Regions from separate parts of the Homo sapiens genome. Here all the other regions are linked to region 2. A link is a loop called in an ENCODE intact Hi-C map of the cell type or tissue named here. Cell type or tissue: B cell. All regions are shown on one strand. Each heading gives the region's core, and the rest is flanking DNA. Links, peaks and the distances in the headings are about the cores only.

Region 1 (7,712 bases), core at 2,529-5,028, 260 kb after region 2:
AAGACACTTCCGCACTTTTCGTATCAGTTTCCTTCTCTATAAGAAGCAGGAAATGAAGGTCACTTCATTTTATCCCTGTCATTTTATGATATATTTGAAATCACTTTGCTACAATGCAATGTATGTATTGAGTGTTTAACGTTTATTTTATGGTGCATAAATATCATCCCAGTGGCATTCACAGAGACTGGGCCTCTGTGTTTCATCCACAAGCATTTCTTGGGTATGAGCAGAGCTGTTGCTGAGCTGAGATACAGAAATGATGCAGAGGAACATAATCTGAGGTGCTGGCTCTGCTGAGGGAGTCTCAGGGACTCTGGGACCTCTTGATCTGCCCTTGGGTGTTTTCCTCTTGAATTCCTGTTTCTGTCCTTACTACTGCCCTTGCCTGCTTTTCAGACTTCAGACTGATCTGTCACTGGCTCATCGAGTACCTGAGCTGAGCATCAGTATATCCTGGGGAAAGTCAGGCTTCAGTGAAAGCAAAGCTCCAGAAGTGTTAGCAGGAAAGCTCAAGAACATAGGGGAGTGTGCTCACAAAAGACAGGGCATTCCTGAGGACACAAGGCAAAGGAGGGCATGAGCCTGGGATGGGATGGGCATATGAGAGTAAGAAAGCACGAGAACCAGGAGAGGTTCTGAGGGCATGGTGACATCTGCTGCTCTCCCCAGGACACACAGCCCGCAGAGCATCAGGAATGTGCCAGGAGCTACAGGCAGGGGTTTGGCATGGTGGTGAGCTAATATCTGCAGAATGCTGGGAATGGCATCCGGCACATAGTAGGTGCCATGTAAGTATTTGATACATAAATATGGATAGAGCATTAAGGTTTTTCCTGGCTGCCCTTTATCTTGGAAGGCAGCCTTGCTCCAAGCAAATCTCCAGTGCCTCAGACAAGCCACAGGAATCTCCCAGGATCTGCTTGCTGAAGGTTCAAAGGGCAGAGCTAATGACAGGGAAGAGGCTTTCTCTCCCGCACCTTCATCATCTTCACTCCACAGTCATCTCTTCTTCCTGCTTGCCCTCAGAGTGGGTTGTTATCTCCAAGGAATCCTTCATATGCCAAAGTCCAAGAACTGACCTGTAACTAGACTAGACTAAACTTCCTGAGACACGGACCATGTCTGCCATGTCCATTTTTGCATTCCCCATAAAGCACCATATCTAGCACACAGTACGTGCTCATTAACCCTGTGAAATGAATATATGACCCAACCCTGAGGTAAGTTAGCCTGCAAGTATAACTTAATTAGGCACAATAATATCTGGGGAGAAGTCAGACCAATACCAACCACATAGATTAATTACAGAACAGTCTCAGTTGGGGCCATGTTGAGAATCTGCTTACTGGTGTCTGCGCAGGAAAGGGTTAACGCAGCAGGTATGGGTTGCTCAAACCTTGCACATTCCAAAGAAAGGACTGGGCCCTTGACTGGCTCCTGGGAGGTGACCTTTGAGCCCTTGGAAGATCCTGCCTGGTTGACTTTTTTTCTATGCCCCAGGCCTTAGGCCACACTATCAGTCTGACCAGTTTGTGCTAATAAAGTGATTTATGGTGAATGTCTGGTTTTGTATGCCTAAGGCCCTGCCTGGGCTGTGCACCAACAGTTTGACCTCTCAGTAGCGTGGGGAACTAGAGACTGAGTGGCTAAAATAAGTCATGTGGGTACTGCCACCACATAAAACCCCTGGACAACAAGGCTCATCCCTGGTTGGTAATATTTTGCACGTGTTGTCATGCATAGTTTTTGGGGGAATTAACTGCATTCCCGTCAGGCCCACTGGGAGAGGACACCTAGAAGGTTGAGCCTGATTGCCTGATTTCTCCTGGACATCGCCACCTACTTTGTCCCTTTGCTGATGTTCATCTGTATCCTTTCCCTGTAATGAACCATAACTGTGAGTATATCAGCTTTTCGGAGTCCTGTGAGTCCTGCCAGTAAGTCATTGAATCTGAGGGGGGTCTCAGGGCACAGATAATGCAATGTCTGTTATCAAAGAAGTTTAGAAGTGGATAATTTGTAATGATCTTTGTCTTCAGTTACTCTGATGCCTCTCCACACAATTACTTCATTCATTCATGCAACACGTGTTTTTGAACACCAACCATGTGTGGATACTGCATTCCAGGCACTGGGACATAGCAGTCAGCCAGACAAAGATCCCTGCCCTCATGGAGCTCATGTTCTAATGGGGGAAGGTGAGAGACTAAGCGATACACATAATGAAAAAGGTGATAATGCTATGGTAGGAAGAAGTAGAATAGGTACAGGGGATCAGGAGCACTGGGACGGGGGTGGGGCTCCTTGAGAAGGTGAGATGTGGCTTGACAAAGGTGAAAGTGTGCCATGGGGGTTCCTGAAAGTTCTCTGGAGGACTCATTTGCCCCTTGAGTGCTTGGGCCATGGCTCTCATTCTTTAATGAGCACCAGAATTACTTAGGAAGTTTGTGAAAGAGGCTGATTTCCAGACCCCTTTTGTGTGTGTGCGGTGGGATGGGGGCTGGCGGGGAAGTTAAGATTATAAAACGCACTTGCCGTGAGCCTGATGCTGGAGGTCCAGGAACTGCACTTAGAGACCCACTCCATCAGGCAGGCCTGGGCAAGGAATGAGAAACAGCCCTTGCTCTCGGAGAGCTCCCACTTGAGTGGTAACAGAAGGGAGAGCTGGGTAAAACACAGTGCCTGTCAGAGCATCTCTCTGCCATTAATGCATCCATGGGGAACGTCAATGCCCGAACTGACAATTAGCTGAGGGTGGAGAACTCTGAAGGGATGCATTTTGAGGAGCTGGGGTAGAAGGGATTAGGGGACAGAGGTGAGGACTCCTGCAATAAAAATACAGGTTCCCCAGAGCAAGACCAGAGGTGCTGAGAGACCAGAAATGATCTCTTCTGAAAAGACAAGAGGGCTTGGAATCTTCCTGGGTTTCCCCAGTGGTAGTTCTGTCTGCAAGACAAAGTCTTTGGTCATGGGGAGACTGGATAAATAGAAGGGGCCTTGGAGAGAGTAGCAAAGGCGGTCGGAGCCGCACCCAGCTGTCCTCAGATCCCCTTTCCAGCTGTGTATGTTCACTGTCGATGGCTCCTATCAACACCTGTCTTCAGACGATAAAGCACGGGCTCCTGGGGCTAAGTCACCCAGATGCACCAAGAACTGGAAGGGGCTGCCAGTTGACGTCCCCCTGGGGCAGCCGTGGTCAGCCATTGATGGGTGCAGCAGTACAAAGCCCTGTTCCTTTGCCCTGAGGGAGGGCAAACTCTGTGCTGCAAGGCACGCCCCTGGAGCTCCCTCAGGCATCAGGCTGAGGCTGGGACTTCACCCCAAATCAGACACTTGCCTGGCATTTACTCTTTCCCTATTCTACTGTCCCCACTTCCTTATAATATTTTCTTGGGAATATTTCCTTAGTAAACCACTTGAGCATGAATTATTGTCTCATCTGACCATAGACAGAGAAATACTTTAAGCACCAAAGCAACCCATACCTCGGCTCCCAGTTCCTTAGGGAGAGTGGGGAATAAACTCCCATGGCAACCCAGAAAGGCAGTCCTCTCCCCTTCCCCAGGCTGGACTGCCCAAACCTGCCCGGCCTGACTGCTCTAGAAAGGGCACCTTAGTGTCCATGGAGAGGTGGCACCAGGGCAGGTGGCACCAGGTTTCAGTTACCGCCCCTTCTTAGTAAACCCAGAAAGCCGTCTAGACAGTTCTGGGCATGCAAAGCCCCACTCAAGACTGGGCTGAAGAATCGGACTCTCCTTCCCGTCTTTGCTATGCCTGCCCTCTGCTGGAGGAACTCATGAACGGCAGCTGGTTAGAAGGGAAGGAGTGAGCCAGAAGCACCAGGGCTCCAAACCCCACCCATCCTTTAGGGTCCAACTCAAATGTCGCTTCCTCCAGGTAACCTCCTCTGATTCCCGCAGCTGAAAGCAAGCTCTCTGCTGTAAGCCCCCACGCCCTTCCTCTACGCGTCCCTAATGGTGCCGTCTACCTTATGTCCTGGTTATGCATTACATGTTACCTCCTCAGCTCATCTGTGAGCTCCCAGGGGAAGAGGATTTTTTTTGTTGCTGGAATTTACTCCCAAAGGATTTTGCACCTCCCTAGAAATATCTCCCACAACTAAGCCCTAAATTCACATCATTAAAGAGAGCCTTTTGAATTCAAGTGTTGTATCTCTAAAAAGGCCCAATTAAAATGTAACTATGAAAAGACATAACCAAGTTGCCTGGACTGTGAGTCATTAAACATTTAGGACATTAGCAAATTAATAGAGCTCAGAGTGCGGAGAGCCGAGGTGTTATCAGAAATGTTTTGGGTGCCAAAGAAAGATGAGAAAAGGAAGAAGGGTAAAGAAAAAAAGAGGAAAAAGTTGAGCATGAGGAACTTCTGAAGAGAGTTGACTGGATAAAGCTGGGGAGGGGCTGGGGGGTTGGAGGGAGGCAGGAGGGTAATAAAGTCCCATTTACCCTGGGGTAGAGATTCCAGAAGAACAGGTGGGGGACACATATCAATAGTGCCATTTTATCTTGTGGACCCAAAAAGAAGTTACTGGGTCCAAATGCCAAAAAAAAAAAAAAAAAGCCCAGTAAAACAAAATTTATAAATGCTTAATTAGACATCAGTAAAACATAACATTGTCAATTTCATTAATTGTTAAATTTAGTATTTATAAATATTTATTCCATTTGAAAAGAATTTTGTGGGTTAGATTTTTTTCACTTCTTAAGAATTCCTGGGTAGAGATGGTGACTCCTGAGTAATCGTAGCCAATAATAAATTAAATATTACTCATCGCCAAATAATTTCCAAAGCAAAATTATAAAATTCCTTTCAAACTTACAGGGCAGGGTCAGGCACGGTGGATAATCCCAGCACACTTTTGGGAGGCCAGGGCGTAGTGGGTCACTTGAGCTCAGGAATTCAAGACCAGCCTGGGCAACATGGTGGGACCTTCTCTACTCAGCCTCCTGAGTAGCTGTAGTCCCATCTACTCAGGAGGCTGAGGTGGGAGGATCGCTTGAGCCCAGGAGGTAGAGGCTGCAGTGAGCCGTGTTGGTGCCACTGCACTCCAGCCTGGGTGACAGAGCAAGACCCTATCTCAAAAAAAAAAAAAAAAATTATAGGGCAAATTATATTTAACATAGGATATGAGTGTGTTTTAATATATTTGCTATAATAAAACTAGGAGTCTCTGGGGCTTACAAAGTTCTTAAAATGGCCTTTAATATCAAAGATCAATTTCCTCCATCTGCTTCACAACAGTTTCACCCTAGATGATATCAGAGTCCTCACCTTTCATAAGCAGACAAAGCACCCAGAGACAAACTGCTTTCTTTTCTTCAACACAATTTGAATTTACCTTCTTGTCCACCTGCATGGGCAAATTAGTTGGTGATTAAATGCTTAGAATAGCTAACTATAAAGTTTTTCTGCTCTCAAGGAACTTTCCAGAGGGAAACAATGTTATCATTTCTTCTGTATATTTTCTGTGCATTTTATGTATTTCCAATCAAAAACTAAATACATATTCTCCAACTTCTCCTTTTAAACAAACATTAATATTCTGTGTATGTTGCTCACATTGCTATATTCCTCTTTTTTTCTACTTAACAATTGAATCCCCCTTGTAGAGCCCATAATTATTAGGAAATTAACAGTAACTCTCCCTCCACAATGGTCGAAAGGGGGAGTAAAGTACAGCCTTTAAGAGGTAGGAGCAATTTGCATCCAGAAAACACTGAGCTACTGAATGTAGTCAAAGAGAGCCCCTAAGTCATTTTATGCAGAAATAATTTAGACACTGGCAGAGCATGTCAAAGTCAGGGATATGGACTGGGTGAGCTTGTAGAAACCTGATGGCCAAGAGTGACAATTCTTCAGTGCAAGAGAAATGGTGCTGGGGAAAACCAGAGCCTTGTCTTTCTCCTCCCCTTCCTCCTCTTCCTCTTCCTCCTCTCCCACTTTTCTTTCCTCGCTTATTCTTGCTGGAAAAAAAAAAAAAGGTTGCCAAGAAGGCTGCAGGAATAGCCAAACGCAAGCAAAGAGAGGCTGATTATTCCATAAAAGCTGCACACACACTGGTGGCGGGGCGGGGGCGGGGGGGGATGGTGCAGGCAGCAGAGAACAGAGCTGTCATGCAAGCAGCCAGGGAAGCCGGGGCTGTCCATCCTTAGGAGGGAAAAGGAAGGAAGTCCCAGGTTTAGTCAAGTCATGTTTTCTTGACTTGTATTTAGAAACTTGGAGAATTCTACAGTGAAGTGATATTTATTTCGTGGCTGCTGTGCACCAGGCAGTAGGACACAGCAGGGAGCCAAACAGATAACAGTCCTGGTTTCATGCCGCTGACTTTCTAGACAGGGAAAAGCCAGTAAGCGAACACATGGCACATGTATGTGACATAAGAGCAGGCTGTGATCAGTGCCACAAAGACACAGAAAGAGGGTAAGGGGACGGAGAATGATGGGGTTATATGTGAGGTGTGTGCCTTTAGCCAGGGTAGGCAGGGGAGGCCTTTCGGAAGGGGTGGTGTCTGGGCGGAGACACAAATAAAGATTCCATCTCTGGGTAAAGTGGGTCCCAGCACGGAAGCCCTGGGTCTTGGCAGTGTGCGGGGGCTTGGTGGAGATGAGGCCACGTGGGGCAGAGTCCCAGGGAGAGGCTCATCCACAGGTGAGACCAGCACTAAAACAAATGAAACGGAATAGAGTAGAAAAGAAACATCATAGTGCACCGGGAGTAATACAGTGGGGATTGTCTGGGGACATTTCTGTTGCAGATATATACATGTGTATGTAGTAGGTTATAACTGAAAGAGTCTTTTCCAGTCAGAAAAGTGTCAAAGCCCCTGAAACGAAGGTACAGAATCTGGACGCGGATTATCTTCATGCATATATATTAGTATATATACATATATACATATATATAGTAGTAAACTTTTTATTTTGGAATAATTTTAAATTTACAGAACAGTTGTAAAGATAATATAAGGGTTCCTCTATTTCCCCTCACCCTGTTTTCTCTAAAGCTAACATCTTTCAGTGCCCTGCTACATTTGTTAAAACTGAGAAAACAGCATTGGTACATGACTCAATTGAACTCTAGACTTAACTTTTTTTTTTTGAGGAGTCTCGCTCTGTCGCCCAGGCTGGAGTGCAGTGGCACGATCTCGGCTCACTGCAATCTCTGCCTCCCAGGTTCAAGTGATTCTCTTGTCCCAGCCTCCCACGTAGCTGGGACTACAGGCACGTGCCACCATGACCGGCTAAGTTTTGTATTTTTAGCAGAGATGGGGTTTCACCATGTTGGCCATGCCGATCTCGAATTCCTGATCTCAGGTGATCCACCCGCCTCAGCCTCCCAAGGTGCTGGCATTACAGGTGTGAGCCACCACGCCCGGCCTTAATTTGGATTTTGGTAGTTTTTATGGTTTTTAGTACCAGGATCCAATCCAGGGTCCGGCTTTGCATTTAGTCATCCTGTCTCCTTAGCCGCCACATCTGGTCTGCGATAATTTCTGTCTTTCCACGTTTTTCATGACCTTGGCAATTTTCAGAAGTATTGGTGAGATATTTTGAAGACTCTCTCAATTTCGGTTTTTCTGGTGTTTTGCTCACTATTAGAATGGGTCTATGGGTTTTTGGGAGGAATACAACAGAGGCGAAGGGCCCTTCTCATCACACCTTATTGGAGGGTATGATATTAACATCACT
Region 2 (7,712 bases), core at 2,496-4,995:
ACTGCACTCCAGCCTGGGTGACAGAGCGAGACTCCGTCTCAAAAAAAAAAAACAACAGTAGTCCCCTCTTATCTGCGGTTTTGCTTTCCTAGGTTTCAGTTACCCGTGGTCAACTGCAGTCCGAAAACATTAAATAGAAATTTAACAGAAAAAGAAAATTCCAGAAAGGAACAATTCATACATTTTAAATTATGTACCGTTCTGAGTAGCGTGATGAAATCTCACACCCTGCTCCATCCTGCCTGGAAAGTGAATCATCCTTTTGTGTCCATGCTATAAACGCTTAGTAGAGTACCACAGCGCTTGTGTTCAAGTAACCCTTATTTTACATGACAGTGGCCCCAAAGCACAAGAATAGTGATGCAATTTGGACATGCCAACAAGAAGTGCTTCCTTTAAGTGAAAAGGTGAAAGTTCTTGACTTAAGAAAAAAAAAAAAAGAACTGTGTACTGAGGTTTCTAAGATCTATAGTAAATAAGACATTTTAAGTGAGAGAGACCATTTTCACATAACTCTTATTACAGTATATTGTTATAGTTGTTCTATTTTATTATTATTGTTAATCTCTTACTGTGCCTAATTTACAAGTTAAGCTTTATCATAAGTATGTATGTACAGGAAAAAACACAGTATAGATGGGGTTCAGTACTATCTGAGATTTCAGGCATCCACTGGGGTTTTTGGAATGAATCCCCTGTGGATAAGCGGGGACTACTCTACCACTGAATTGTCTGCGAAAAAATGGCTAAAATGGTAATACCTGTACTATGTTTATTTTACCATAAATTTTAAAAAAGAAAAAATGGCATGAGCCTGTAATCCCAGCACTTTGGGAGGCCGAGAAGGGCAGATCACTTGAGGCCAGGAGTTTGAGACCAGCCTGGCCAACATGGCGAAACCCTGTCTCCACTAAAAGTATACAAATTAGCCAGGCGTGGTAGCGCACGCCTGTAATTCCAGCTACTAGGGAGACTAAGGTGGGAGAATTGCTTGAACCCAGGGGGCGGAGGTTGCAGTGAACCGAAATTAAGCCACTGTACTCCAGCCTGGGTGACACAGCAAGACTTGGTCTCAAAAATAATAATAATAAAATTTAAAAAATGTAAACAGCTCCCCCTTGCCAAGGTTCTAATCCCTCAGCTAGCTGCCAAGGTATCACCTTTTTTCCCTTGTGGGCAGGATTATTCTGGAGGTCCTCTGCCCACCCGCTTCCTGAACATCCTCCAGGGTAAATCGTCTCTGTAGCTTCACACATGGTATGAGGTATTCTACCTTTATCTAGAGCAGGTACACACGAAAAAGGTATTCTACGTTTCTCTAAGATACCTGCTGCGCCCCTTTGCCTGTATGAACCTTGTCCGTCTTTCAAGGGCAAGACTCAGATCCCCTTCCTCACCCACCCATGAAGCCTTTGCTGACCTATTCCCCCCCCCCACTCCGTGTCCCCCTAACTCTTTTTTTTTTTTTTTAAGACAGGGTCTTGCTCTGTCACCTAGGCCGGAGTGCAGTGGCATGATCTCGGCTCATTGCAACCTCCATCTCCTGGGCTCAAGGGATCCTCCCACCTAAGCCTTTGGAGTAGCTGGAACCACAGGTGTCTACCACCAAGCCCGGCTAATTTTTAAATTTTTTTGTAGAGATGGGGTTTCGCCATGTTGCCCAGGCTGATCTCGAACTCCTGAGCTCAGTCTGCCTGCCTCAACCTCCCAGAGTGCTGGAATTACAGGCGTGAGCCACCATACCTGGCCATTTCTCTCTTTTATCTCTTCTCACCAGACAACTAAAAGTCTGAATTGTGTGCATTACCAGTCACAGAGGACACTGTCTTAGACTTCCACTGGTGGTGTCACTCACCTGTTTCCACATCAGTAAAAGCAGAGAATGCCTGTCCTAATGACAAATGTGACTGTGTATAGGAAGACAAAGGTGTATAGACCAACCAAGGGTTTGTTCCTCTCTCTCCCTAACTAGCACATGCTGAAAACAGTCAATAAATAACTGATAGTTTGTCCGGCCCAGCCTGATGATGAACTAAAAGGTGGGCATCCATTCTCAGAGTGCTGAGCAGTAGTGCCCGGCCTCCGCACACCTTCAGGGAACAATGGGGTTTTGATGCTGGGTCTGTATCACCAGAGGAGTGGAATGAGAAAGCCAGCAAAATCACTTTCAAGGGAAAGATGGGTTTCTAACAAGTACTCAGTGCTAATAACCAACGTGACTGAGTGCTTACGAGATACTACACACTCTTCTAGGTGTTTTATATGGGTTGTCTCATTTAATCTTCATAAATCATAAGATAGGTACTATTTTCCCTATTTTGTGAATGATGAAACCGGAGCTTAGAGGTTAGCAATACTATCTTTAGCAGGTTTTTAAAAAATGATTTCCCTGTTATCTTTGAAGATTCCTTTTCCACATTTAATTACAAGGGTTTCTGCTACATTCTTTGCCATAGCTATAAATTATTAGACAGATGAATGTAAAGCCCTTCCTTTAGGCTTATACAATAATCTTCCTTCCTTCCTTCCTTCCTTCCTTTCCTTTCCTCCCTCCCTTCCTATTTTTTGAGACCGGTCTCACTTTGTTGCCCAGGCTGGAGTGCAATGGCACGATCTCGGCTCACCTGTGCTTCCCAGGTTCAAGCGATTCCCATGCCTCAGCCTCCTGAGTAGTTGGGATTACAGGCGTGCACCACCACGCCTGGCTAATTTTTTTGTATTTTTAGTAGAGATGGAGTTTCACCATGTTGGCCAGGCTGGTCTCAAACTCCTGACCTCAGATGATCCGCCCACCTCGACCTCCCAAACTGCTGGCATTACAAGCATGAGCCACCACGCCCGGCCTCTTTCTTTCTTTTGAATTAGCAATGGGGTCTCACTATGTTCCCCAGGCAGGTCTCAAACACCTAGCCTCAAGAGATCCTCCTGTCTCAGTCTCCCAAAGTCCTGGGATTACCGACATAAAATTATTTGATAAACCGAGGTTACAAAGATTTGTGAAGTCACCATGTCCATGTGACTTCAGATTAAAACCGTACTAAGGGGCACACTCTAGTTCCTGCTTCCTCCCAGGCCCTTCCTGTGTGAGGCAGGCAGAGAGAGGTGGGAGTCTTCCCACCTGGGCTGAGGCTTCCAGGACTGGTCTGGGGAAGGGGATGTTGAACAATTCTTTCTCACTGGGATTAGGAAAGGCCTTCACCTACCTCTTGGAGAAGGAGTAGTCAGGAGGCTGGTCATTGTCACTAGTGGTTGAGTTTCTTGGAGAAGAGGCAGATCTGTAGGAAGAGGGGCAAAGACAGGAATGTAGCGGGTGGGCCCCTATGGCTTTGAGTCCTGGAAGTCCCAGGAAAGCCTCTGGTGCCAGGTTCTCCCAAGTCCCTTCCCCTTTTTCTCTTGTCCTCTTCTGGTTTCCCTGAATATCTCCTCAGGCTCCAGGTACCAACAGCTCTCCACAGGAGCAGGTCTGAGGCCGCATGCAGTTTGACGGGGTGTTACCTTCATACGCTCTCTCCAGGTCCTTTCAATGGGCCACCAAATTTACTTAGATCTCTCAAGGCCTGAGAAAGTCAGGCAAAGGTTCGCAAATCAGCAGCGAACCCAGTTTCGCCAAAGCGCGGTAACAGGTACCCTAGGGTTCCACAGCTAGGAGTTCTGGTGACGCCATCCACCAGGTGTCAGGAGAGGGCCGGGAAGGTCAGGACCCGCGCCCAGGCTCCAGAGCGGAGTGGGCGCAGCGCAGTAGCCGGGCCGGGACCGGGAGGCGACGGCCGTGGGCCGCCTTCTGGCTCGCCTCGGACGCTGGGACGCCGGACTGGCCGCCCCCTCCGGGCCTGCTTTCGCCGTCCAGGGCGCGGTCCGCGCACAGCCTGCCAAGCCTCACTGGGCCCCAGCCCGCGCCCCGCGCCCCGGAGATCCTCGACGCCCCTGCGAACGCGGGGTGGACGCGACGGGCTGGGTTGGTCCTCGCCCCGCGGCCCCGCCCCCGTCCCCGCCCCCGCCCCGAGCCCCCCGCGTTACCAGCACCCCGCGGAGCGCGCTGCGCTGGGGGCGGCCGGTGCGTCGGGGAGCGGCGTTCCCAGCCGCCGCGACCCTCTGCCCCAGCGGAGCGCTGAGCTTCGGCCGCTCCGGGTTTCGGTTCCTGCCACGGCCGAGGTGGCTGCGGCGAATGTGGGCGACCCGGCTCTCCGGCGCCCCCGCCCTTCCCTCGTGCTCACCTTTCCAGTCGGACGGGCTGCTGGTGAAGGGCCGGCGCCGCTCCGCGCGTCCTTTTGAACTCAACGGGGGCGGGCACCGCGGAGTCGCGGAGGCCAGCAGAGGCCGAACGAGGACCCCGAGCGGAGGAAGCCGCGGGTGGCGCGCGGGGTTGGCGCAGAGGCCGGAGGGGGTGGGGGGCAGGCCGACGGGGTGGGACAGGAAAAGCGGAGAGAAACCGCCCTCTGCAGGTCCCCTTGGCTCCCCCGGGAGGAAAGGCAGCCTGCCCTTCTCCGATTGTCACTTTACTCTCCATCCGGAGCCGCTTCCTTTCTCGCCGCGAGGCTCGGGGTTGGGGGGGGACCAGATTGGAGCCGCGGGCTAACTGGGATCCGTCCCATTTCCCTGGGCTTGACGTTCTCTGAATTTTTAGCTAATGTGGAAAGTTACATTTATTTGCATTTGTTTATCGCTTGCTCACATAGGTCTGTGTCCTGAAGCTTGGCAGATGAGCGAACTTAGCCAGCACACCCCCGGCCGTGAAGCAGGGAGGTGAAGCGGGGAGAGCAACGAGCCCCACCCGGGTCTTGCCAGCTGGACGTTCTTGTGGGGCAGCGTTGAGCAGCGGTTAGGAGTGCCGTGGACTTTGGATTCAAACAGCCCCAGCTCTTCTGCTTGCTAGCTGGGTGACTTTGGGCAAATTAACATCTCGAAAATCTGTTTCCTCATTCCTAAAATGCGGGTCTGAAAGTGATCATGCCTGTAAAGCCATCTCATATCCATGGTTCTAGAAGCATGGTGAGCACCTCAATTTGAATAATCAGTGCCATGCTTTAGCTACCTCTTGACTCACTCGTTTGTGGCAGGAAATGTTCCCAAATTAATCAGAAGAATTCAGTGACTAAGAGGATGTAATAGTATATAGCGCAGGCACTGGAATCAGCTCTGCTGTGTGATCTTGGACAAGCTGCTTCTGTTCCGTTTCTCTTATCTGGGGCAATACCTGTCTGAATAGAGTGACTGTTGGGACGAAATAGGTTAGTAAATATGTACTGTAAGGCATTAGAACCTTGCCTGGCACATAGTAAGTGCTCAATAAACGCTAGGTCTTGTTACCTTGGCTTCCCGTTTAGGATTGGAACCCTTGTGATTATTCTTTCCCTCCCAGTGATAGACTTCTGTGCTTACTTCGCACTCCTAGGCGTTCTGTAGGTTTGTAAACCAGTATTTATACAGAAATACTTTCTGTAGAAAGACAGGCATCATCAGATTGTGCATGTTAATCCGGGAACAGACCGAAAGGGAAGGTCTCAGAGGAGAGAGGCATAAAGGGAGAAAACAAAACAAAGTCACAAGCAAAGCAAGAGTAGTTGCTTTTATTCCTAAAGTGTTCATTATAAAAGAAACCAGAGGGCAGGGCACTGTGGCTCCCAGCACTTTGGGAGGCGGGTGGATCACTTGAGGTCAGTAGTTTGAGACCAGTCTGGCCAACAAGGTGAAACCCTGTCTCTACTAAAAATACAAAATCCGCTGGGCGTGGTGGCACACACCTGTAATCCCTGCTACTCTGGAGGCTGAGGCACGAGAATTGCTTGAACCTGGGAGGCAGAGGTTGCAGTGAGGCGAGATCACACCATTGCACTCCAGCCTGGGCAACAACAGCAAAACTCCGTCTCAAAAGAAAAAAACAAACACAAATACAGGAGGAAAACAAACAATAAAAAAGTGATGAAATTCATTTTATATAAATATATTGTGAGAAATATATGTAAATATGTGCATGGGAAAATGCCAATCCAACCAAGAAAGGCAAAGAAAGTGATATGCCAGCTATGCATATGTAACTTAATAAAAGAAAGGTGAGCCTGGCTTGTCCTTAGATAAGAGAATATCCAAGAGAAAAGGAAATTAAAATCCTAGAGGGCTAAATCCAAAGGAGGACAATTGCTGGCATTGACATACTTCTAGCTGTCCACCTTGATCATGAATTCCAGGAGAAGTTCAGATCGTTCTTGGACCTGGGTCTGTCTCTTTCACATTTTCTATTATGTGTTGAAGATTGTTTAGAACTATAGACTCAGCCAGGCGCGGTGGCTCACACTTGTAATCCCAGCACTTTGGGAGGCCGAGGCGGGTGGATCACAAGGTCAGGAGTTCAAGACCAGCCTGGCCAACACAGTGAAACCCTGTCTCTACTAAAAATATAAAAATTAGCTGGACGTGGTGGCAGGCGCCTGTAATCCGAGCTAATGGGGAGGCTGAGGCAGGAGAATCGCTTGAACCCGGGAGGCGGAGGTTGCAGTGAGCCGAGATTGTGCCACTGCACTCCAGCCTGGGCGACAAAAAAAAAAGAAAAAAAGAACTACAGACTCAGAGGCTATCTGGCTCAACTGACTGACTCTACTGATTTGCTGTCACTTTCACAATTTCGACAGTTGTTAGTAATGTTCTTTCAATAAGCATCTTTTTTTTCTCTTTAAAATGTAACTGGTGGGGCGCAGTGGCTCACGCCTGTAATCTCAGCACTTTGGGAGGCCAAGGCAGGCAGATCACCTGAGGTCAGGAGTTCGAGATCAGCCTGGCCAACATGGCGAAACCACGTCTCTACTAAAAATACAAAAATTAGCTGAGTGTGGTGGCGGGAGCCTGTAATCCCAGCTACTTCGGAGTCTGAGGCAGGAGAACCTTTTTGCACCCTGGAGGTGGAGGTTGCAGTGAGCCGAGATTGCACCAACGCACTCCAGCCTGGGCAACAGAGTGAGACTCTGACTCAAAAAAAAAAAAAAACAAGTAACCTTACACCTATAATCCCAGCACTTTGGGAGGCCACAGTGGGCAGATCACTTAAGCCTAGGAGTTTGAGACCAGCCTGGGCAACATGTTGAAACACTGTCTCTACAAAATACAAAAAAAGTTAGACAGGAGTCGTGGCATGCACCTGTGGTCCCAGCTAGTCAGGAGGCTGAGGTGGGAGGATCACTTGAGCCCTGGGGGTGAAGGCTGCACTCCAGCCTGGGAGATATAGCAAGATCCTTTCCCCTCAACCAAAAAAAAGTAACCTTAGGGAGGGAGGTGGGGATGATTAATGGGTACAAAAAAAAAAAAAAAAAGAATAAGACCTTAAGACCTACTATTTGGTAGCACAACAGGGTGACTATAAATAATAACTTAATTGTACATTTAAAAATAACTAAAATAGTGTAATTGGATTGTTTTTAACACAAAAGATAAATGCTTAAGGGGATGGATACTCCATTCTCCATGATATGATTTTATTATGCATTGCATGCTTATATCAAAACATCTCATGAGGCCGGGCATGGTGGCTCACACCTGTAATCCCAGCACTTTGGCAGGCGGATCACAAAGTCAGGAGATCAAGACCATCCTGGCTAACATGGTGAAACCCCGTCTCTACTAAAAATACAAAAAATTAGGCAGGCGTGGTGGCAGGCACCTGTAGTCCCAGCTACTGGGGAGGCTGAGGCAGGAGAATGGCATGAACCCGGGAGGCAGAGCTT
Region 3 (7,712 bases), core at 2,529-5,028, 99 kb after region 2:
TGAATGTCCGGGGCCCCGGTGATCACTGGAAATCACTTCCAGTGATTTTGGGGTCACCAGTTGTTTTAGGGATGTTTGTCTTCTTGATGAAACATCCTTGGGATTGGGGTGAGAAAGGGGTAGAGGCACCTGGAGTGGGTCCCAAGCCTCCTTCACTCCCGGAAGAGAGAACAGGAAGGGGCCTTGGGGAGGCTGTGGCCCTGGCTCATTCTAGCAGGGAGGGAGCCTCCAGGTTACACCCAGGCCGGTGCCCTGGTACTCACAGTGGGCATCCAGGAACGTGAGCACCTCCGCCTGTGCCACGCTGGCCCCCAGCAGCCGGGCGGTGATCAGCCCCTTCCGCTCCTCCTGCCGCACCACCCTCACCACCTGCAGCTGCTTCACGTACTGCTCCAGCTTCTCCTTTAGGTGCTCTGGAAGGGACAGTGTCATTGTGGCCAGTCCACCACTTTGCTGTATACCCAATCCCCTGTGGGCACCAAGCTAGGGGCTCTCAGGCCTCTAGCAGGCCTGAATTTTAAACCCCCAACACCTGCTGTACTGAGCCATTCCACAGAAGCCGGAGCTGGGGAAGGAGGTTAACAGGGAAGATGGGGAGAGGAAGAAAGAAGCCCTGTCTGTGGTCAAAACTGCCTCACCAGGGCTCTGGCTCTGTGGTGCTAGATCCTATGCCTGTTCACCTGGGCACCCTCTCTAATGTCAGGGACAGCACCTCAGAGTTGTGTTTCTGTGGTCACGTATCAAGTACAAACTTTTTGTTGTTGTTGTTGAGATGGAGTCTCATTCTGTCACCCAGGCTGGAGTGCAATGGCGTGATCTTGGCTCACTGCAACCTCCACCTCCTGGGCTCAAGTGATTCTCCTGCCTCAGCCTCCTGAGTAGCTAGGACTACAGGTGTGTGCAACCATGCCTGGCTCATTTTTACATTTTTAGTAGAGATAGCATTTCACCATATTGGCCAGGCTGGTCTCGTACTCCTGGCCTCAAGTGATTCGCCTGCCTTGGCCTCCCAAAGTTCTGGGATTACAGGCATGAGCCACCACGCCCGGCCCAAGTACAAAATTCTGACAGAGGCTCTCAGATGCCTCCCTCAGTTTCTCCACCCTCTCAGCCACCATCTTCCAGAGCTGCAATTCCACAGCTCCATTGCACGGTTGTTTTCCAGTGTCTAGGATTCCCTGTCTCCCAGGCTCTTCACGGTAACGTCGATGGGTGGGCATACACAAATGGTGACTCCTTGCTTGCTGGATCAGCAGCAGGACATCTGACTCTAATCCCCTTTGTAACCTCCTCTGCAGATAGAATTCTTTAAGGTGAAAACATGCCCAGCAGCTTTTTAATTATATTAAGAAAATACTTGCACCAAGCACCTACCACGGACCAGGCACAGTGGCGAGCCCAGCCGGCTTGACCATTTGTCCTAAGGAACAAACCACCCAGAAGCAAGGCTGACCAGGAAACAGGCAATTCCAGGGCAGGTGATCCATGATCTAACAGAGGTAGTGCTGGGGTGTGGGTCCCAAAGAAGGGCCAAATCTCCTGGATTTGAGGAGCGGGGAAAGCTTTTTGAAGGGAAGATGTCTCTACTGAGACCTCCAGCTCCTTTCAAAGAAGAGTTTTAGTTCATGGCCCTGTAATTTAGTCTGAAATCCTCAGAGCATTAACAATAGCTCTATTCTGGCTGGGCACGGTGGCTCACTCCTGTAATCCCAGCACTTTGGGAGGCCAAGGCAGATGGATCACTTGAGCCAAGGAATTTGAGACCAGCCTGGCCAACATGGTGAGACCCTGCCACTATTAAAAATACAAAAATTAGGCCAGACGCGCTGGCTCATGGCTGTAATCCCAGTACTTTGGGAGGCGGAGGCAGGTGGATCACCTGAGGTTGGGAGTTCGAGACCAGCCTGACCAACATGGAGAAACCCTGTCTCTACTGAAAATACAAAATTAGCTGGGCACGCATGCTTGTAATCCCAGCTACTCGGGAGGCTGAGGCAGGTGAATCGTTTGAACTTGGGAGGCAGAGGTTGCAGTGAGCCGAGATTGCACCATTGCACTCCAGCCTGGGCAACAAGAGCGAAACTCCGTCTCAAAAAAACCAAAAACAAACAAACAAAAATTAGCCAGGTGTGGTGGCGCACACCTGTAAACCCAGCTACTCGGGAGGCTGAGGCAGGAGAACTGCTTGAACCCAGGAGGTGGAGGTTGCAGTGAGCTGAGATCATGCCACTGCACTCCAACCTGAGTGACATAGCAAGACTTGTCTCAAAACAAAAAACAAACGAAGAATAGCTCTATTCTGAAGCAGTCCATCTTGAAACATACCGAATTCCAAACCTTACTATGTTTTACTAACTGCCATTTTGGTTTATCTCTGCCACGGTTCTGTTCTGTGCAGAATGGAGTTGCCTGCAGTTTCAGATGTGGGGGACAGATGTGACAATTGTGTGTCCTTTTCCTTTTGGACTGTGGGATCAGCCCAGAGCTTGGGCCTTGCTCTGAATGCAGCATTCTACAAACGGCAGGTCCTGAAATTAAGCAGCTTAGGGGGTTGCATGCAATTGATCTCCCACAAATGCACGCACACAATAACCCAGCACTGAGCTGGAGTGTGTGCCGGTGTGGGTGAGGTAGGTGTCTTCATGGTGACTTCTTTATTTAATCTTCTCTATGATAGTTAACAACTCTATGAAACAGGGAGTATTGTCCCCAGTGTTTATAGATGGGGAAAGTAAGACTCAAAGTGACTAGCCCAGGGTGGCAGAAGCACAAAGGGCAGCAGCAGGATCCTAGCCAGTCTGCATGTGAGGACTCCCCACCTTCTCCCTCCAGGGGAAGTGAGGCCATGGAATTTTTTTTTTTTTTAATTTTTTAATTCTGGAGCAGATTAAGATCAGAAGGCCAAGGACTTAATGCACCTGAGTTTCAAGGTGGTCTCTTGACCACCAGTGAGGCCACGGACTTTTTTTTTTAAATTTTTTTATTCTGGAGCAGATTAAGATGAGAAGGCCAAGGACTTAATGCACCCGAGTTTCAAGGTGGTCTCTGCTTCCTCTCGCAGTCACCCAAGGCCTTGCCATTTCCCTGTGTGTGAGATCCCGGGAGGGAAAGGGAGAGAAAGGGGTTTGTTGAAGCTGTTCTTTAGTCACTGTCCTGGAGAGTGGCGCCTAGGAGAAGGAAAGTCTCTATAATTTGGAATTTCAGCTTTTTCCTTCTTTTTTTTTCCATGTTTTTTTTTTTTTTCTTCTTTTTTTTGGAGACAGAGTCTTACTCTGTCGCCCAGGCTGGAGTGCAGTGGTGCAATCTCGACTCACCACAACCTCCACCTCCTGGGTTCAAGCAATTATCCTGCTTCAGCCTCCCAAGTAGCTGAGATTATTGGCACCTGCCACCACGCCCCGCTAATTTTTTGTATTTTTTGTGAAGATGGGGCTTCACCATGTTGGCCAGGCTGGTCTCGAATTCCTGACCTCAAGTGATCTGCCCGCCTCGGCCTCCCAAAGAGTTGGAATTACAGGCGTGAGCCACTACGCCCCGCCCACTTTTTCCTTCTTCAATCCTACTGGACAGACAGGTGAGGTGATTATGACATGGCGCTCATTTATGAATGGATTCTTCAGGCAGTCATCTGAGGAGGGGGCTGTATCTTACTTAACTCCAGGAATGAGGCCTCTTATCTCTGGGGGCCAGGACCTCAGGAATCAAAATCAGCCTCATGCAGCAGCCTCAGCCCAGCACTCACTCCACAAATGTCTGTCAATGTGCTGCCAGGTGCCAGATGCTGTTCTGGGAAGGGAGGGGCCTGGTCTGGGTCCTGCCCTTTGAGACTCATAGTGCACCTGCAGCCCCGGGTGCTGGCCCTGACAGGAAGGAGGGAGGAAGCCCAGGCTCCTCAGCATGGCTGCTGTGTTTCCCCGAGAGCTTGCCCAGCTCTGCGCACAGGAAGTTCACGGTAGTGGAGATAACCCACGGACAAAACATCATAGGAAGTGGGTTTTGTGGTGAGAGACAGTGAAGCACTGAGCTGTGAACCTCAGGGGGGGCCCCGAGCACTACAAAGCCCTTCTCCCACGCCTTCCTTCCAGTCTGGTGAGGCCAGACCCAGGGATTCTCAGCCTGAGAGGCTTCCAGCCTCTGGCCTCAAGCCCTTCTGGGGAGACAACTCCCCTAAGCAATGCCCCTCGTGATACTCCACCTGTTCCACCCCCAGACCTACTGGACAGACCCAGAACTGAGGAGACTGGAGCTGAGCATAGCTGTACCGGTGAGCCCAGCCACACACTCATGTCCCCGCCGTGACAGCCTTCCAACTTAGGTTCAACACCCCACCACCCCAACCAGCTTCACTCCTCACAACTCAAGTCCACAAGACCCCTGGGATGCCAACACAGACACCGCACTCAGTTCCATGATCTGAAGTATCATGCAGATGGCTCCCAGGGATTCCTTCCTGACCTTGCCATCTTCACTTGGATGTGGAACAAAATGGAAAATTCAACATATGCCCAAAACAGGCTCTGAATTTCCCCTGCAAATCTGCCCCCCAGTCTCCCTCACGTCAGTACACGGTGCCAGCATCCCTCCAGCTGCTCTAACCTGGAAGTCATGCTAGAATCCCCCCTGCTGTCCCCTTCCACAATCAGCACATCTGCAGGTACTGCCAGCTCTCTCTCTCATCCCCACAGTCACTGCTTTTCTGCCTTCTATACCACTCTCCTCAATCTATTCTTGACACGGCAGCTACTGTGAGAAGTAAAATTCTCTCTAAAAATCATAAATCAGATCATGTCACTACAGCGGCTTCAAATTGTATTTAAAAACAAATCCATGGTGTTTCCTTATGGAAAGGTATGATGGTTCCTTAAAAAAAACTAAAGACAGAATTACCATATGATCCAGCAATTCCACTTTTGGGCATATACCCTGAAGAGCTGAAAGCAGAGACTTGGATATTTGCACACCAATGTTCACAGCAGCATTAGTCACGATAGCCAAAGGCAGAAACAGCCTCAGTGTCCATCAGCGAATGAACGGACAAACAAAATGTGGTGTATACATACAATAGAATAGTATTCAGCCTTAAAAAGTAAATTCTGGGCCGGGTTTGGTGGCTCACGCCTGTAATCTCAGCACTTTGGGAGGCCAAGGTGGGTGGATCACCTGAGGTCAGGAGTTCGAGACCAGCCTGACCAACACGGAGAAACCCTGTCTCTACTAAAAATTCAGAATTAGCCAGCACGTGCCTGTAATCCCAACTACTCGGGAGGCCGAGGCAGGAGAATCACTTGAACCCAGGAGGTGGAGGTTGCGGTGAGCCAAGATTGCGCCAATGGGCAACAAGAACGAACTCCATCTCAAAAAAAATAAAGTAAATTCTGACAAATGTTACAACATGGATGAATCTTGAAGGCATTATGCTAAGTGAAATAAGCCAGTCACAAAAGGACAAATACTGTATGATTCCACTTATGATAATCAAATTCATAGAGACAGAAAGTAGAAGGGTGGTTGCCAGGGGTTGTGGGGAGGACAGCGTGGAGAATTCATGTTTAATAGGTACAGAATTTCAGTTTGGGATGACAAAAAATAAGTTATTGGCTGGTTGTGGTGACTCACGCATGTAATCCTAGCACTTTGGGAGGCTGGGAGTTCCAGACCAGCCTGGTCAACATGGTGAGACCCCATCTTATTAAAAAAGGGAAAAAAAAAAGTTCCGGAGATGGTTGCACAATAATGTGAATGCATTTAAAATCAATAAACTGTGGACTGAAACCGTGAAGATGATACGTTTTATGTCGTGCCTTTTACTACATACACACATGAAAAATCCAAACACTGTCGGTGGCTTACGGAGGTCTCACAATTTGGTCCCGCTAGCCTTTTAAAAAATTATTATTATTATTATTATTATTATTATTATTATTATTATTATTTGAGATGGAGTTTTGCTCTTGTCGCCCAGGCTGGAGTGCAATGGTGTGATCTCAGCTCACTGCAACCTCCGCCTCCGGGGTTCAAGCAATTCTTCTGCCTCAGCCTCCTGAGTAGCTGGGATTACAGGTGCCCACCACCATGCCTGGCTAATTTTTGTATTTTTAGTAGAGACGGGGTTTCTCCATGTTGGCCAGGCTGGTCCCAAACTCCTGACCTCAAGGGTTCTCTTGCCTCGGCCTCTCAAAGTGCTGGAATTAACAGGCATGAGCCATGGGCCCGGCTCCTTACACCCACTCCACCAGCACTCTTTCTGCTCCCTGGCTTACTTTGTTTAAGCCACACTGTCTTCTTTCTGCCTCATTAACAAGTCAAGCCTCAGGCCTCTGTGTTGGCTGCTCCCTTTGCAGGGAGTACTAAGAGTAGTCTTTCCTGGCTACTCCGGTGAAAAGAGCTCCCTAATTACTCACTCACTAACCCATTGCCCTGCATTCTTCTTTTTTTTCCCTCTAATTTAGTTAAGCTGGTGGAGTGTGCCAGACAGGGAGGGAACCCTGGCTGCTGACCTAGCCACTCAGGAATGAGGTCTGTGCCCTGGTTCTGACTCAGAGGTGGGGAAGAAAAAGCTCCCCAGCTCAGCACGCGGTCTCCTCCCCCATGGTATCAAATGCCCTTAGACTCACTCTCATAGGGCTACTACTGGGTGCCTGGAGTGGAGGTCAGAGAGCAGGGACATTGTATTTCGGCAGAGACACAGTCCTGTTTGTGTGTGTGTGTAATGAGAGCTGGTTAATCTGATCAAACAGTCAAACGTGTGGGAAATTTTATCCCACTGTGGACGGCAGAGATTTCTGACCATGGATCTGAGGGTTTTTTCCTCCTTTCCTCACTGAACTGAATGTTGCTTAAAGTATCTCTAGCGTCTGAAAGCCCTCTGGGTAGGGTTGTTTATCATAGGGTCCACAAATTCCCTGGAATTAAATGCAAAAATGTGGGTTTTGCATATTATTGTGGGCAGTGGTGCACTATTCTAGGGATTTTAACAGATTCTGAAAGGATGCCAGGACCCAGAAAAATAAGAATGACTAGCTTAGGTTTTTCAGGCAGGTGATTGTTTTGTTTTTGTTTTTGACACAGGGTGTCGCTCTGTCACCCATGCTGAATACAGTGGCATGATCAGGGCTCACTGCAACCTTGACCTCCTGAGTTCAGGTGACCCTCCCACCTCAGCCTCTCGAGTAGCTGGGACTACAGGCACATACCACCATGCCCAGCTAATTTTTTATTTTTTTGTAAAGACAGAGTCTTACTATGTTGCCCAGGATGGTCTTGAACTCCTGGGCTCAAGTGATTTTCCCACCTCAGCCTCCCAAAGTGCTGGGATTACAGGTGTGAGCCAGTGCGTCCTGACCATGCAGATGATTTAGAGATGCTGGAATTGGCCTTTGGAGAGAATTGGCTTTAGAAGAGAGTCCAGGGCAACAAGTCCAGGACAGACAGAGAGAAGGTGAACGTGTATATGGTGGCCTGCTAGGGGCGGGTGCTCTGGAGGGGATACTGGGGCTACTGCCAACTCTGCCCTACTGAACACAGGCTACTCTGCCTGTTAGATGCTGCCTATGCCAGCCTGGCATTATGTCACTTGTCTAGCTAGTCAGAGGAGTTGCCTACCTGGGCACTTGCAGCTCACAGAGTCACAAAGTTTAGGGTGAAAAGTTAACAGTTTAGAACCCCCACGTCCAAGGCTACGGGAGCCCACCTCTTGCATCAGCGTGACCTGG

What was found. Hi-C counts contacts between places; a loop is a spot of excess contacts. Peaks named below come from ENCODE experiments on the same cell type or tissue, not always from the same donor. Only the 100,000 strongest peaks of a DNase experiment are listed, where the experiment ranks them.
Region 1: it touches region 2 in a loop (16-fold over the local background); 12 of 110 quality-filtered maps call a loop at or near these places.
Region 3: it touches region 2 in a loop (11-fold over the local background); 2 of 110 quality-filtered maps call a loop at or near these places.

What each region holds. Positions count from the first base shown.
Region 1 is chr12:51,528,311-51,536,022 of GRCh38, forward strand. No RefSeq gene overlaps it. Among named protein-coding and RNA genes, the nearest start is that of SCN8A, 59 kb to the right of the region's middle. RefSeq lists an enhancer at 3,892-3,951. In B cell, for the core only: CTCF peaks have their summits at 3,785 (motif pointing left) and 3,986; a DNase peak (open chromatin) is centred at 3,781; H3K27me3 peaks cover 646 bases.
Region 2 is chr12:51,266,042-51,273,753 of GRCh38, forward strand. It overlaps SMAGP (small cell adhesion glycoprotein), which reads right to left and starts at 4,374. Exons shown (of 4, transcript NM_001031628.2): 1 at 4,215-4,374; 2 at 3,204-3,275. The coding sequence starts at 3,237. RefSeq lists silencers at 3,643-4,312, 4,353-4,432 and an enhancer at 4,048-4,548. In B cell, for the core only: a CTCF peak has its summit at 3,633 (motif pointing right); DNase peaks (open chromatin) are centred at 3,660 and 4,190; H3K4me3 peaks cover 1,818 bases; H3K27ac peaks cover 1,717 bases.
Region 3 is chr12:51,365,167-51,372,878 of GRCh38, forward strand. GALNT6 (polypeptide N-acetylgalactosaminyltransferase 6) reads right to left here. Exons shown (of 12, transcript NM_007210.4): 5 at 264-413. Among named protein-coding and RNA genes, the nearest start is that of CELA1, 22 kb to the left of the region's middle. RefSeq lists enhancers at 4,160-4,309, 6,148-6,714. In B cell, for the core only: no CTCF peak of the experiment used is centred there; a DNase peak (open chromatin) is centred at 3,925; H3K4me3 peaks cover 1,220 bases; H3K27ac peaks cover 1,047 bases.